2 separate regions of the Homo sapiens genome follow, and region 1 is linked to region 2. The links are chromatin contacts, found by POLR2A ChIA-PET in ENCODE. All regions are on one chromosome and are shown on one strand. The core of a region is the stretch at or near the end of the contact, and the rest is flanking DNA. Distances in the headings are between cores, read along the strand shown. Region 1 holds the start of TAF1 (TATA-box binding protein associated factor 1). Region 2 holds the start of RIBC1 (RIB43A domain with coiled-coils 1).

Evidence for each region. ChIA-PET counts read pairs that join two places held with the same protein, here RNA polymerase II (POLR2A).
Region 1: POLR2A ChIA-PET joins it to region 2 with 14 read pairs in PC-9. The contact joins the promoter of TAF1 here to the promoter of RIBC1 in region 2. POLR2A ChIA-PET finds 5 or more read pairs at or near these places in 2 of 52 experiments (CD8-positive, alpha-beta memory T cell and PC-9).

The regions. Positions count from the first base shown.
Region 1 is chrX:71,365,052-71,368,528 of GRCh38, forward strand. It overlaps TAF1 (TATA-box binding protein associated factor 1), which reads left to right and starts at 1,306. Exons shown (of 38, transcript NM_004606.5): 1 at 1,306-1,443; 2 at 2,448-2,562; 3 at 3,003-3,119. The coding sequence starts at 1,324. RefSeq lists enhancers at 70-639, 808-857, 1,348-1,397, 1,916-2,611 and a silencer at 998-1,187.
Region 2 is chrX:53,421,206-53,424,224 of GRCh38, forward strand. RIBC1 (RIB43A domain with coiled-coils 1) reads left to right here and starts at 1,668. Exons shown (of 8, transcript NM_001031745.5): 1 at 1,668-1,799; 2 at 2,109-2,197. SMC1A (structural maintenance of chromosomes 1A) reads right to left here and starts at 1,449. Exons shown (of 25, transcript NM_006306.4): 1 at 1,287-1,449. The coding sequence starts at 1,395. RefSeq lists enhancers at 606-1,580, 697-876, 997-1,046, 1,237-1,416, 1,581-2,552 and 1 more.

The DNA.
Region 1 (3,477 bases), core at 56-2,555, about 18 Mb after region 2:
ATGAGGAAGAGTGCTATGATGTGGTAAAGAAATTATTTCAGTCTATATTATCATAATATGTGAAAAAAGCAAGGTGAAAGCCGGGGTGTTGGCTCATGGCTGCAATCCCAGCACTTTGGGAGGCTGAAACGGGCAGATTGCTTGAGCCCAGGAGTCTGAGACCAGCCTGTGCAACATGACGAAACCCCGTAAAATGTTCCAACTAGGACAACTGGGGAAATTTAAGTGCGGACTCTTCCTTAAATAATATTGACTTACTTCCTAAAGTTGTGATAAAGGTACTTTGGTTCCATAGTTAAGATGCTTATTTTTAGGAGTGAAGAACAAGATGCCCATAAATGGTTTAGAAAAACAAAAATCCTAGCAAAATGTTAACCATTGTGAGTCTAGGTGAGGGGTCAGCTGTTCATTTTACTAAACTTTCACATTTTCCGAAATAAAACGTTGGGGGAACAAGTATTTTTTTTGAGGCGGGCTGGAGTGCAGTGGCCCGATCACAGGTCACTGCAGACTCCAACTCCTGGCTCCCACCTCAGACCCCCCAACAGCTGGGACTACAGGCACTGGCCACCACATCTGGCTAATTTTTTTGATTTTGTGTATGGATGGAGTCTCGCTTTCTTGTCCAGGCTGGCCTCATACTCGTGGGCTCAAGCGATCCTCCCACCTCGGCCTCTCAAAGTGCTGGAATTACAGGCGTAAGCCACCGCGTCCGGTCAAAAAATCAATTTCTAGGGAAAAATGTCAACTCAAAACAAGTAACCTGCATAGCTCGGGAATGCCTGTATAATTTACGTCAAGTCTCTCCTTGGGACGGACCGGTGAAATTGCACGCAGCACAAAGACCGGCTCTTACCCTTACTTCCGGGTATTGTGGTACAGGAACCCGAGGTTGCCTGCGCGTAAGCCACGTGACTCGAGCAGCTCCTTCTGATTGGAGGAAGAGCCACTGCTCTAATTCGGTGCCGTGAGAAAGCTCGCGCGCGGAGCAGTGGGAGCGGGCGGGACTGAATATTTTCTTTGACCAACCGCTTTCCACATATCCATCCTCCTGATCCCGTAGCGTCGAATCAAAAGCCGTTAGTAAAGTAGTTACTTCTTTCTCTTAGGATAGCCGGTCTTTCCGGGTTTTCCCCCCCTTCCCCCTCCCCTCTCCCCACTTCCCCCTCCCTTTCCCCTCTGTTTTGAGCTTCCGGTAGAGGCTGGTAGGGTAAGGGAGCTCAGTAAGTCACTTCTGGGCGACTGTTGTTTTATTTCCGGTCTATGGGACCCGGCTGCGATTTGCTGCTGCGGACAGCAGCTACCATCACTGCTGCCGCCATCATGTCAGACACGGACAGCGACGAAGATTCCGCTGGAGGCGGCCCATTTTCTTTAGCGGGTTTCCTTTTCGGCAACATCAATGGAGCCGGGCAGCTGGAGGGGGAAAGCGTCTTGGATGATGTGAGGGGGTGGGCGTGGGGGTAGGGCTCGGGGGGTGGGGCTAAGCAGAGGAAGGAGGTGCGGGGAGGAAAGGAGAGGGTGCTCAGGCAGCGAGAACAGGGCGCAGCTAACGCCGGGGAGGAGGATCCCGTCCTCATGGGTGCGGGAGCAACGTGGCGTGGGAGTGATCGTTCTGGGGGAGAGTGGGCAGAAGAGAGCGCGAGGCGAGCCCGGGGCCAGGGGCGCAGGGAATAGTGGCTTTGGAGCTAGCGCTCTGCCGACCAGACAGTAGGACACATGCTGGTTTCGCCTACTGAGATGGCTTCCCACCCGTAACCTGCTTGGAGATTCTTGACACTGCCTGCCCCTCTGACATCGCTGCCCTGAGATGGCTCTATAGAGCCAGAGGACTGGACAGGACCTGCCTCCCGCTCGTTTGGTTCCGGCCTCAGGCTTAGGACAATGGGGTGTTCCTAGCACCCGAGCGGGCCTCCTGGTCACAGTGCGCCTTTTAGGTGGCTCTCCCAGCGTCTTCACTGACTTTCGTGAAATAGTGTCCTGCGCCCTAGTGAAACTACCCTGCCTTCACTTAGGCCCGTTTTCTTGAGGAGTGAAGCTGTCGGCCGCTGTGGCCCCTCCTGTGCCGCAGGCGCATGCGAAACAGGGACCGAACGAGCCCCGCCTCGACGCCTCCAATCCCACTGATCCCCCTGCCTCGGCCCTCGTTCCGAGAACGACCGTTCCATTCATTCAGTCTTGGCAGTAGTTATTTGATTCGTCTTCTCTTGTAGTATACTTTAAAGTGTGGGCGATGCAGTTGGCTGTGGTGCTTTAATAAAGATCTGATCGATGCGGAGTTTGGTAGATGTATATTACAGTTCTCGAACGTGTTGCTTGTTTTGGCACACTGCACAGTCATTTTTCATGTGGATTTGTGACTTTGTCGTGGACCAGGGAAATAAGTCCTGTGGTGTGGGAGTCGTAGGTTTAGTTGTTATCTTCGACTCGTGCTGTCCCTTTTTCAGGAATGTAAGAAGCACTTGGCAGGCTTGGGGGCTTTGGGGCTGGGCAGCCTGATCACTGAACTCACGGCAAATGAAGAATTGACCGGGACTGACGGTGCCTTGGTAAATGATGAAGGTGAAGTCTGGGTTGTGGGGAGTAGGCGGGGGAGGAGGCTAGCCACCTACTATGTATGTACTTTTTTGTGTGTGTAAGACGGAGTTTCGCTCTGTCTCCGAGGTTGGAGTGCAGTGGGGCGATCTGGGCTGACTGCAGCCTCCGCCACCCGGGTTCAAGCATTTCTCCTGTCTCAGCCTCCTGAGTAGCTGGGACTACAGGCACGCACCACCACGCCCGGCTAATTTTTGTATTTTTAGTAGAGACAGGGTTTCATCATATTGGTCAGACTGGTCTTGAACTCCTGGCCTGAGGTGATCCGTCTGGCTTGGCCTTCCAAAGTGCTGGGATTACAGGCGTGAGCCACCGCATCCAGCCTGTACATGTACTTTTAAATGGGAATTATCTGAGGGAGTGAGGGTCGCTTACTGTTGTTGCGATTCTCCCTGCTTTTTTCATAGGGTGGGTTAGGAGTACAGAAGATGCTGTGGACTATTCAGACATCAATGAGGTGGCAGAAGATGAAAGCCGAAGATACCAGCAGACGATGGGGAGCTTGCAGCCCCTTTGCCACTCAGGTGATTCTTTGGTGTATTGGCTTGAACATTCCAGTGCATTATCCTGCTGTATAGTCCAGTTTGGGCTCTGGTTTCTATACCCGCTGTCTGCCATTGTTTCTGCTCTCTATGCCTTTGCTTTGGCTCCTCCACTCCCTTTGTCAGGTCAGTTCCAAGTAGCTGCTATCTTTTTTTGTGTTCTGGCCAGTCTTAACCGTATTCATGTGGTTATTCCTCACACTGTTCAGTCATGAATTCTTAGTTAATGACAAGTAGCTTTCTTGTCACCTGGTATTTGAATACCTACAGGGTTTGTGAGATACACTTCAAAGTTGGAAACTATGAAACAAATTCAGTTTTTGCCCTTAAGGAATGGATA
Region 2 (3,019 bases), core at 418-2,917:
GGGGTTGGGGGAATCACACACACCCTCTGTGACATCTAGCAATGTCTAGAGACAGTTTTGATTGTCATGCCTGGGGAGCAGGGGTGCTACTGTTATCTAGCAGGTAGATGCCAGAGATGCTGTTAAACATCCTACAATGCACAGAGCACATCCCACAGCAAAGGATTATCTCGCTGGAAATGTCAATAGTGCCACTGTTGAGACACTCAGTCTCCAGGAAAGGTACTCAGTATGTGCTACTTCAGCAAGGGCAGCCTCTTAGGCTAGGATATCATTCAGCTAGAACATCTCTGGGGTGGAAGAATACAGCAGGATTCCAAATGGACATCTGAGGTGAGAGGAATCCACGGTGTATCGTTTAGAGTTGGGAAGACACAAAATAGAGGCTTTACCTGACCACCCTTTCTAAAGACACCACCTAAGTCACTTTATCACATCCACCTGTCTCATTTCCTGTATAGCACTTATGACAGCCTAAAACCATCTTATTTTCTCCTTATCTTCTTTCCCCTCTGGAATATAAGTTCCCTGTGAGCATGGAGTTGGTTTATTCTATTCTCCGCTGTTTCCACAACTTGCAACTGAATAACTCCTGATAAACAATAAGCATTCAACAAATTTGGTAAATTAGTTAATTTCGGCTTTTGACGGTTTCGGTGGTAGGAAAAGGGCGAGTTCGAGGCAACTACCTCTGACATAGCGGTGGGGGGTGGGGATCGACACCTCAAGCATTCTAAAGACTGGAGCGCTGGGTCTGAAATTCAAAAGTGCCGCCTCCAGAGAAGAGTAGAAAGGAGTTGGAGTGTACCAATGCGAGGCGAGAGAGGACGCTGGGCTGAAACAGAAGTGCACCGTTTGGGACCGAAGGCCACGGGAGAGCTACCAGCGTCCCCACATTCTCCGGAGGGGGTCAAGTAAGGCTGGGAAGCCGGCTCCGGCCGGTCCGGCGGGGAGCCGCGCGGCGGAGGACTGAGCTGGCGGGAAGCTGGTTCCAGACGCGACTCCTTTGGCGGGAGGGGGAAGTAGGCGGGGTAACTGGCAGCTCGGCCTGTACCACTGGGCCGGGGCGGGGGCCGCGCAGGAAGCGGCAAGTGACACCTGGAAGGGGTTCGAGTTAGAGCACCCGCGCGGGGAGAGTGGGTTCGAGCAGAACCCCCTCTGGACGGGCAAGGAACCCGTAAGGGTCCGCGACGTTTCAGGTTACATGGGCTGGGTTGTACTACTCCGGCACCGGATAAGGGGTCCAGGCCGGGACGTGCGCAGGGCCGCGGCCAGGTTTATCTCACCAGAGCCATTGGGTCCAATGATGGCGGTGAACCTCTGAAATGGTCCGATAATCTGTCGACCCTTGTACGACTTAAAGTTCTCAATCTCAATCAGTTTCAGGAACCCCATGACGGCCGCGGCGCCGGCGGCAGTAGGACAGGCCGCGCCGTACGCCCGAGAACTGAGGTAGCCCGCGCGGGAAACGCCGCAGTGCAAGCCGGGCGACCGGCAAATGTCGCGAGAATACGTCCAGGCCTAACGGGATTTTCGCCTTCCGGCAGGAGTGGGACCAGGGGCGGGGACTGATGTTGCGTATACGAGGAGCGAGCTGACGACTGGCGTGGTGCCTCCGCCCCCCTTTCTTGTTGCATGGCAACAACAAACACTTGCTCCTGCGGACCAGATCCCCGGAGGAGTTGTTGCTGGGCGGAGTCAGAGCAGTTCTTGAGGTTCAAGGAGGCGGGGGAGACCTGAGCTCACGCTTGCTGAGACAGAAGTCACAGCAGGATTATGCCCCTCAGGGCAAGAGGAAGGTGGGAGCTCGGCTGTGGCTTTAGCCTGGCCAGCTTTCAAGGCTAGGACAAGGACAGGGTCGGGAATTGGAAGGACCCGGGGGGAGCGGAGAGCTGGACGGGAAGGAGGGGCCAACGGGAGGATTCAGTGTTAGGTGAGCTCAGACTTTGCTAATGGTGGGGTGGGATTGGTGGCGGGACGGGTTGCGAAGGCGGACGGGTTGTGAATGGGACTGGGGCTACTCCCAGGCAACAGGGATACAGGCTGGGGAAGGCTACGGCCTGAGATACTACCCCTATCCCCTGCCTCCCTCCTGTTGTACCAAGCAGAGTTCAGAAACTGCCGCCGTAACCCAAGAACAAAGTTGCATGCAGAGCCAACCTAAGAGCTTCAAAATCGGGATTCCTTACTGAGAAAGGTATTTTGTGTGAACCCCCAGGAGTCAGGGTCCCTAAGCCAGCGCTCTCCACCTCCACCTACCTCTGCCTCCATGCCTCTCCCCCATCCCATTCCCACAGCTCTATACCACAATGCCACCTTACCTCTCTTCCCTCTCTGCTCTCTATCATTAATAAGGCAGGGGCCTTAGCAATCCAAGAAGCTTAAAATGTCAGCTGAATCTTCCCCTTCAGTGACCTTATACTGTAATGGCAGGTGAAACCAGTAGGTAAGTTGGTGCCATTCTCAGACTTAAACATGGAAAGGATCTGGTGGTTGCCATAATTATTCCTTTAACTATTTATTAAATTATGTCCGAAGGCTAGAAAGAGTCCTAAAGACTTAGGACAAGTCCAGGAAAGTGAGGAAGTGGCTGGGCATGGTGGCTGACAACTGTAATCCCATCGTGAGGGAGGCAGGCCAAGGCAGGAGGATCACTTGAGACCAGCAGTTCAAGACCAGCCTGGGCAACATAGTGAGACCCTATCTCTACTAAAAATTAAAAAATTAGCTGGGTGTGGCAGCTCTCACCTCTGGTCTACCCAGGATGCCGAAGCAGGAGGATCACTTGAGCCTGGGAGGTTGAGGCTGTAGTGAGTGGTGTCCGCACCACTTCACTCCAGCCTAGGTGACAGAGCAATACCCTGTCTCAAAAATAAATAAAGGGAGGAAGCTTGGTAGATGGAATCTAGTAGGGGAGCCATAAATGAAGTTCAGCTGGGAGAAACAATCAGGCTGAGGGGATAAAATGGCTAAAAGACAGCAATCTCATGTAATCCATGGGGAAATACTGTTCCCTTTT